Linked DNA regions of Homo sapiens: region 1 is linked to region 2. The links are chromatin contacts, found by Hi-C in ENCODE. All regions are on one chromosome and are shown on one strand. Each heading gives the region's core, a stretch centred on a gene start or an enhancer-like site at or near the end of the contact. The rest is flanking DNA. Distances are from core to core; before and after follow the strand shown.

Region 1 (4,510 bases), core at 434-2,933, 4.2 Mb before region 2:
GTTATAAAGTACCCATAATTCCAGGGTAACTTTTTCAAAAAACATACCTACATATTTTTAAATTGTTACAGTCATACAGTACATATTAATTACTATGCTATAATTGCATTACACATTTTCGTACATTTCTACCTAATTCAAACATTATCATGTAATGGCTAAATAACACTCAATTATATAGATGTTCTATCATTCCCATTCTGTTATGCACATGCCAAAAATCTTGTAGGGATAAAATCACTCATGGAAAGCCTTTTACCGACCTAGGAGGCATTCTGTATTATCTCTGAATGAGTCCCACATTGCAAATTTTTCCTCTAGATTTGGATCAGATTGCTAGTCCTTGAGCTGAGAATCAGATGAAACATTTGGCTTCCCTAACTTAAGGGCCATGTTTATTAGAATTAATTTTCTGAGAATGTATAGAGTGTCCATAGCTGATTCCAGTAAGTTAAATGTGTATAAGACTCCACTTTAAAAATCTTCAGGCATTTGGGGGTATGTGTGCTAAGTGAGAGATCTTAATTTTAATAACAGTGGAAACTCCAGACTGGGCACACCTGAAGGGCAAGGACTGTGAGCTCCGTATTTGTAGGGAAGTACCGAGGACAGCCTAGAATCCGTCTGTGGCTGTTAAATGCGGCATTTTGTAAAGACATGCAGGAATACCTGTGAATAAGTAGTTAATAGTACCAAAAATTATTCAGAGCACTTTGGATTGTTGAATAAGTGTAAGATTACCCCAGCCCATAGAGTATAAGAATTACATTTTCTAAGAAAGCTAACAAAATTAAACCCAAAATTTTATTAGCTAAGTTGATCACAGGGAACCTAGTTTAGTTATATTATTGGGTGGATCCCCCCACCCGCTACTCAGGAATGCCTCATGAAAGTTTAAAGGGCATAGTATACCGGCTAAACAACTTAAATCCCTATTTTTGGAAAAAAGAACTAGAAGCATGTTTAAATTTTTTAGAATGCAGGTAATTGGAGAAGATATTGAGCTTATTTTGCTGTTGCAGATTGATGCACCATTGATTCTTGATAACACGTCGACTCAAGCAAAGTAAAATCTGTAAGATTTGTAAAAGAATGACGCAAGCAGTCATATATAGGTATGAATATGCATGTTGTATATGTTTGGGGGCATTATACACAGATTTTTAAGTGATTCCTGGTATCCAGAAAGGATTAAGATTAGGAAAGTCTCTGAGCTTTTGTAGTGTCAATAAACATTTATCTCCACTGGTTTGTTTTTCTGTTTCCCTAACCGTTCGGCTTAAAACTGGCCCTCCAAAAATGAATCTGTTAGCAAGTTTATACTGATCCATCCTCGTTTTCAGATATACCATCCTCAGGTTCTACAGAGCCAGAATTGTCTCAAAGCGTACTTGATGCTTTTGACCTTGCGCTTCCCAAGATAAAAATTCTGACGGAGGGATTTGTGGACTTGATTTTCACAAGGCCTGCGAGGTGTTTACAAGCCTCGAGGGCTTTGAGTAGAAAAGGTAGGGTCATGCGCTAGCTAGGGAGATATCGGAGAGAGGAAGTGCTGCACAGGACCCAGATGATAGCGGTTTCAAATACTGGCTTAGTCTGCGGCGGGCGCAGGTCCCCTCACCCGGCACCCTGTGGTTCAGCACAGGAGGGTTCTTTCTCTCCGCGGGCACTGATTCCGGGTCGCGGCGGACGTCGCTTCCGGAGCAGCATGGCGGCCACTGAGGATGAGAGGCTAGCAGGGAGCGGTGAGGGAGAGCGGCTGGATTTCTTACGGGATCGGCACGTGCGATTTTTCCAGCGCTGCCTCCAGGTTTTGCCGGAGCGCTATTCTTCACTCGAGACAAGCAGGTAACTCGTGGCACAGTCAGCCAGGCTGGCACAAGGCCCGGGCTCCAGCGGAAAGGCGCGGCGGAGTCGGACCGCAAACTGGGCGCCGGAAGGGGGCTGCGCGGCCGCCCAGTTGGCACTGACTGGTTTCAAGTGGGCTTGAGGTTACCCCCACTCTCCCGCCGTACGGTGGGAAGGTCTGGAAGGCTGTAGGTCGAGGGCTGTGGCATCTCCAGTTTCCGGCTTTTTCACTTCCCTTTTCTTCTGGCAACTCTGAGCTGCTTTTTTACCCGCTCCCATAGCCTGTCACTTTGCCTCATTACTTCCGAGTGTAAAAGGAAAAGGACAAAGTTTGTCGTCGTATTTTTAGATGAATACTTCTGTGCATCCTTGTCCTCTCTAAAGTCATTAACTCTTAATAGAGTGTCTGTATGGTGTTTTATGTGTAGGAGCGGCAGAGAACCTCTAAGGTCTTAGAAACTTTGTGGGAACTATAAATCTAATGGTAGGCGAAAGAGGTGTGGTGTTGCGTGAAGCAGCCTGTTAAAAGTATCGCAATAGCTGAAGAGTGTGGTGCGGCAGAGACTAAGCGACTTCATTTACAGTAAAAGCTGGGGATGAGAAGAAAGAAAGGAGAAGGCAATCTTTGCTCCGCATTGCTGTGTTTTGAAGTGAAGCTCAAAAGCTGCTTGAGACTGGATGGGAGGAAAGAGCGGCTTGTTTTTGCTGTGTTCTTTCCCCACGTTTTCCAAATTCTGAGTTGCTGGTGTATTTTGAACACTGCATGACCGGATCAGTTTGGGGAGCTTTGCAGATTACTTCTGCACACTTGGTCAAGAACCACATTATGGTAGGTGCCAGAGTACAGCTGAACAAGACAAGCATTTGTATAGAGTTCTGTGCTATATGTTAGTGTAGTGTTCATAGGAGTATATAGACAGGCATGTACATAATCCAGATATCTTTAGAGAGGCCTTCCTTAAACACCCTTCCTAAAGGGACCACTTCCAATGACCACCTCACATTACGTATGTATTGGTTTATTTGTTTAATGTCTTTCTATTACACTGGATTATAAACTTCACAAAGGTAACATTTTCGTCTATCTTGTTTACCTCTATACTTAGGACTGGGCTGCCCTGTCCAATCTGGTAGCCACTAGCCACATTTGGCTATTTTGATTTGAATTAATTAAATCAAATTAAAAATTAAGTGATTCTTTTGGTAGTAGCCACCACATTTCAAGTACCCAGTTGCCATATTGGCCAGTGGCAATTGTTTCTATTTCAACATTTGCAACAGCTTAGTCCTTTTGGTCAACATTGCACTAGGACCTTAAATAGTACCTGGTATCTGAGAAGCACTAAGAAATATTTGTTGAATAATGTGAGCTGAGCCCTGAAGGATGAACAGATTCTCACAAAAGAAAGAGTGAAACGTTTATATTCCTTCCTCCTCTCATAGGTGTTGATCGATTAGCAGAGCCTATACCTTCACTGAAAGATTCAGATTTCCAAACCGAAAGGTTATGATTGTAGTGATATGAGATGTTTTAAAATGTTGATAAATTGTTTATATCTTAATAGGGATTAATTTTATGTGAATTCAAAGCTTTTAGATAAAAAGTCTTCCATCCTGTTTTTGTTATTGATACATAATGTGCATATTTATCGTATACATACACTGCTTAGATAGATGCAGTGTATAAGTCCTGTGAGCTGATTAAATTGTGATTGTTAAACAGTTGAACTTTGCTTGCAGCTATCACTATAAGTCTGTGATTTAATTTTCAAAATGCCAATGTGTTTGGCCTGTTTTATAAAATTCCAGCTTGGACAAATCCATATAGAATAATGCACATTGGCATTAAACTGTGTAATTCTGTTCACAGCATAAGTAAAACAGCACAAATTTTCTGACTTATTTAACTTTAGTATGAGCATAGGATCGACACCAGGTGTTATATAACACCTTGGTGCATTGGTTAAGCAATATTGTATCCTTTTTTGTCTAATGTTTGTCATATGAATAGAATTTTTACATCATTTTGGTTTTCTTATAGCCTAGTTAACCGCATTTAAGATAACTGCATATGTCAGTTTCTGTAGTGATTTTAAGTTTTTCTCTTTCCTAACTCACAGACTTTATTTTCTTTAGCACTAAGTTCTTTTGTGGTGCATGTGATTCATAACTGACTTTAAAATGCTTGTGAAGAAACTCCAACCTTTTCAGCAAAGGTGACCGGTCACAAAGTTTCTGCTGATCTTTAAGACAAAACAGTACATTGGGCAAGCCACAACTCTTACCTGGTATTGCAGTTAAATTCCACAGTCATTCATAGAGTGCCTCCCCATGTGTCTAGGTACAGGTATACAGTGTTAAACTAATGATTCAGGTGTTCCTCTGTTCGTTTCTTTTTACCAATAGGTATGAAAAAGCTTTGAGAAGGCTAATATTAGACTGGATATTTAGACACTTATTTTCAGATTCACCATTTTGGCAAAATTACTCTTATTTTCTTGTTTCTTTTAGCCTGACCAATAGGAATAATTTTTACTTTTCTAGTGACAATGACTTTATGAAAATAAAGAGTGTATTGTCTGCGGTTTCATCAGAGATTTTTCTTTTATATTGACTTCTTAAAATGATAGTTACTAGTTTATAATCCAAGTGAATATTAAAT
Region 2 (4,152 bases), core at 748-3,247:
AGCTCCCTGTGCCTCAAATTCTTCATCTGTAAAACAGGTATTTATTTACTTTATGGGATTGTTATGAGGATTCAATGAGTAAATTTGTGTAAAACAGAATGGGGCCAGTCATATAGTAACTGCTCAATACATGATAGCTACTACCATCACTACCACCACCTATTCACAACTTGTCTAGTTTCCCCTGTAGAAGAAACTAATCTGTAGGACTGTAGGAAGTCTGACTGGGGACAGCATATATAGCCATAGTCATGGGATAGAGCACTTGTAGACCCAATTAGTGACTTAGGTTCATTAGCTCCTTTTTTTTTTCTTTTTACTCCCAAGTATTTTCAGTTTTAGAGGTCACAGCCCAATGCATTGGTTAATCTGAGCAGTGTACAGTCTGGGTAAAGAACATTTACATGCCATGATGTTACGAATGTATCATCAGTGTTAGAACTAGAGGAGAACTTAAAAGCCATCTTTATTATGACTAAATGTCAACACACAGTAAGTAAATTGTTAACTTTATAAAATGTACAAATATGTTACTCTCCTCACCACAGGGTTTCTTTGGAAGTAGAATATAGGGAAAAACACCTGTGTCTGTGTGTAATGCAGTGTCAGGAAAGACACTGTACCAAAGACAAGATTTCAAGAGTTATTTCAGTAATAAACTCAGAAAAATTACATTTCAAGGAAGAAAACATTAACCAGCAAAAGCAAAAGTTAGCAAGCAAGGAACAAGTGCAGAGAATGGTAACACTAAATACTTTCACATGATTAATATGGTTCTAACCCACCCTGTCTCCATTACCAGCTCAGACTCTGAGAAACCCAATTGCTCTTCACCTCAGCTCTGCCCTCACTTTCCTTTTCCACTAACTCAACTAGTTCCTACCTCCCAGCTCTTTTTGCTAATAAGCCATTTGATATTCACAATCCTCCAAGAGAGACAACTCTACCTGTTTTCCAGAAAAGAAAGTACTTAATTAACACTGACTATTATCATCCTCCTCATCAAGGTTTCTGTTCTCACAGAGGTTACATTCTTTCGGAGAAGACAAAAGAAACAAGTAAACAAGAGACACTATTACAATGATCGATGAACTGTTATAGGAGAAAAAATCATCACTAACAAGTGATTTATCTGAAATTTACTTTAATAGATTATATAAAGGTGCTACGGTATAATGACACCTATGTTGCAAAGAAACGGCTGCAAGGCTTAGAGTGACAGTGCCAGACACTTTGCGTTAGTTGAAAATAACTGATTGCTATTAGATATTTTCCCTAACGGTAATTAATCTCACCATCTCCGGTTCTCCCAATGTATTCTACCTAGAGTGAATTTCTAACTCAGCTCGTGTCACCAATAACGTAATAGCGTGCATGTTTTTCTCTCTCATTAAGAATGCAAGAGGTAGAGGTTTGTCTTAATTATGTTTCCACCTTCAAGGGAAGGTCAATAAATATTCACTGAACAAATATTACTGCCATACAACTGAGATGTTCTCTAGCAGTTTCCCCTTGGCCAGGCTGCCTCTGAAACACGCCCCAGGAGGACTGCAAGTGCCAAATCAGCACGTGGACGTGACCGGATGGCGAAATATTAATAGGACAGGGAGGGGTTAAAGAAGGGAAGCCCGTGGTAAATGGGAAGGGAGAACCGGACTGCTCCAGGACAGAGTTAGAGGCCAAGGAGGGTGGTTTTCCTGGGAAGCTAACAAAAGAAGTCACTCACGTCATAGGTGTGGAAACTCTTGCCCACGCAGGTTGTTACATAGAACCGGCGCTTGAGCGCGCTGAACCGCACCACGTGTGGAATGTCGTTGCTGAAAAGTCCCAAGGCCCGGAACCCCGCAAAAAGCGCGCTGGCCGTGCGCCTTTCTGAGGCCCGTTCCATTGCCGCCGCGATCCCAGCTCCTCTCAGCTCTGGTCCTGAAGGAAAACACGTACCCAGTCCCTTCAGCGTGTCTAGTGGAACAGTCCTCTGCCAGAGCTGCAGACACAACACCGCTTCCGGCGCCCGCTGCGAATCGCGTTTCCGGAGACTGCCCTCAGTGCAACACATAAAGTTCTCCCTCCAGAGCTCACATGGGAGGCGTGACTTGGGTTCCGAGGGCCAAGGTCTCCAGCACGTTGCCTAGCATTGTTCTCCAGCTCTTTTGCGGTGGAAGGAAGCTCGTTAGGTTCCGACAGAACCGCAAGGGCGGGAAACAAAGAGGGAAGCGCGACGCCCAGGAGAATGGAGGGGAGGTCGACGCCTTGGAGATGGAAACGATTTAAACATGTGATTATTTAAAAATGTACAAAAACATGAGACTGGAAAAATTTAAACACTGGATATCTGATGATATTAAGGAATTATGTTTCATTTTTACATATGATAGTAGCATTATGATTACGTTTTTAAAGATCCTCATCTTTTGGATACATATTGACATATTTACAGATGAAAACTATAATGGGACATTTCAAAACTGACAGAGGGATTCACTCACAGACCCTCTGGGGAGTAGAACTAATTACTTGTGGGGAGGGAACTGCTCACTTGGGCAACTTGGATAAGTGTAGATTCCTCCCAGAAAAGGAAGATAAATATTAAATGTTATTGGGATTCCTGGATTAAGTCAGTATTCCTTGAGGTCGGCTGTCAAAAGCAGACAGTAGAGGTTCTAAAGAGGAGCTTATCATAATGCAAACGGGAGTCCGGGCAGTTCATTAGAGCTGAGTGCCTTAGGATGCTGAAGGAGACTGATTCCAGTGAAGTGGGTGTCAAGACGCCTCACTCCTCAGGAGCCAGCTGCCTTACCAAGATGTAGGTTTGGGGAACAATCTCTGAGCATGTGAACATTAACTAAAACAGTGGTGAGCTTAGAGCCCAGGACCAAAGTTCAACATATGGAATAACCTCTTCTCTTACTGTTTTATTTCCATTTCATTTCGTTTATGAAAACGTTTTGGCAGCCTATTAAGGTTTGGGTCGAGTGACTAACGTAACTATACTAGTACTTGAGAGGGATAAAAAGGGTATATTTACTAATGTAAATGTACTTGAAAGAGATAAAGAGGGTCTGTCTCTACACAGATCAGTGTACTCTCTCGGGTTCCTTCCAGTTCTAAAATGTAATTATTATGAAACAAAAGTCACTTGTTAGCTAATTTGAATACCTGACTCATACATTCTTGAACAAAAAAAATCTTGATTTATTTTATAGTTCTTGGCACAAAGCCTCAAACACTTTGGATGTTAAGATCATTAAGGGGCAGATGCTAACAGAATGAGAGCTTGTTATTTAGTCCTTGACATGTTGTACTTACTTGTATTTTCATTTGTACCCCGGATTTCTCAATAGCAGTGCACATTTTCAGCCATGTTTTTGGTATGACTTAAAAGTGAACAAGTTGCTAATTATTTGTAAATGTTCTTTAAATTAAAAAAGAGGGGAGAGGGGAGGAGCCAAGATGGCCGAATAGGAACAGCTCCGGTCTACAGCTCCCAGCGTGAGCGACGCAGAAGACGGGTGATTTCTGCATTTCCATCTGAGGTACCGGGTTCATCTCAGTAGGGAGTGCCAGACAGTAGGCGCAGGTTAGTGGGTGCGCGCACCGTGCGCGAGCCGAAGCAGGGCGAGGCATTGCCTCACTTGGGAAGCACAAGGGGTCAGGGAGTTCCCTTTCCTAATCAAAGAAAGGGGTGATGGACGGCATCTGGAAAATTGGGTCACTCCCACCCCAATACTGCGCTTTTCCGACGGGCTTAAAAAACGGCACACCACGAGATTATATCCCGCACCTGGCTCGGAGGGTCCTACGCCCACGGAGTCTTGCTGATTGCTAGCACAGCAGTCTGAGATCAAACTGCAAGGCGGCAGCAAGGCTGGGGGAGGGGCGCCCACCATTGCCCAGGCTTGCTTAGGTAAACAAAGCAGCTGGAAGCTGGAACTGGGTGGAGTCCACCACAGCTCAAGGAGGCCTGCCTGCCTCTGTAGGCTCCACCTATGGCAGCAGGGCACAGACAAACAAAAAGACAGCAGTAACCTCTGCAGACTTAAATGTCCCTGTCTGACAGTTTTGAAGAGAGCAGTGGTTCTCCTAGTACGCAGCTGGAGATCTGAGAACGGGCAGACTGCCTCCTCAAGTGGGTCCCTGACCCCTGACCCCTGA

The links. Hi-C counts contacts between places; a loop is a spot of excess contacts on that map. Pooled maps may share reads with other maps.
Region 1: a loop to region 2 is called in a map of CD8-positive, alpha-beta T cell, with 12 times the contacts of the local background. The contact joins the promoter of PGGT1B here to the promoter of WDR36 in region 2. A Hi-C loop is called at or near these places in 2 of 168 maps with a recorded cell type or tissue (CD8-positive, alpha-beta T cell and naive thymus-derived CD4-positive, alpha-beta T cell), 1 of 37 single-sample maps with no recorded cell type and 9 of 50 pooled maps.

What each region holds. Positions count from the first base shown.
Region 1 is chr5:115,260,050-115,264,559 of GRCh38, reverse strand. It overlaps PGGT1B (protein geranylgeranyltransferase type I subunit beta), which reads left to right and starts at 1,683. Exons shown (of 9, transcript NM_005023.4): 1 at 1,683-1,848. The coding sequence starts at 1,709. RefSeq lists enhancers at 1,565-1,614, 1,645-1,824.
Region 2 is chr5:111,090,193-111,094,344 of GRCh38, reverse strand. It overlaps WDR36 (WD repeat domain 36), which reads right to left and starts at 1,997. Exons shown (of 23, transcript NM_139281.3): 1 at 1,727-1,997. The coding sequence starts at 1,888. RefSeq lists an enhancer at 1,708-2,147.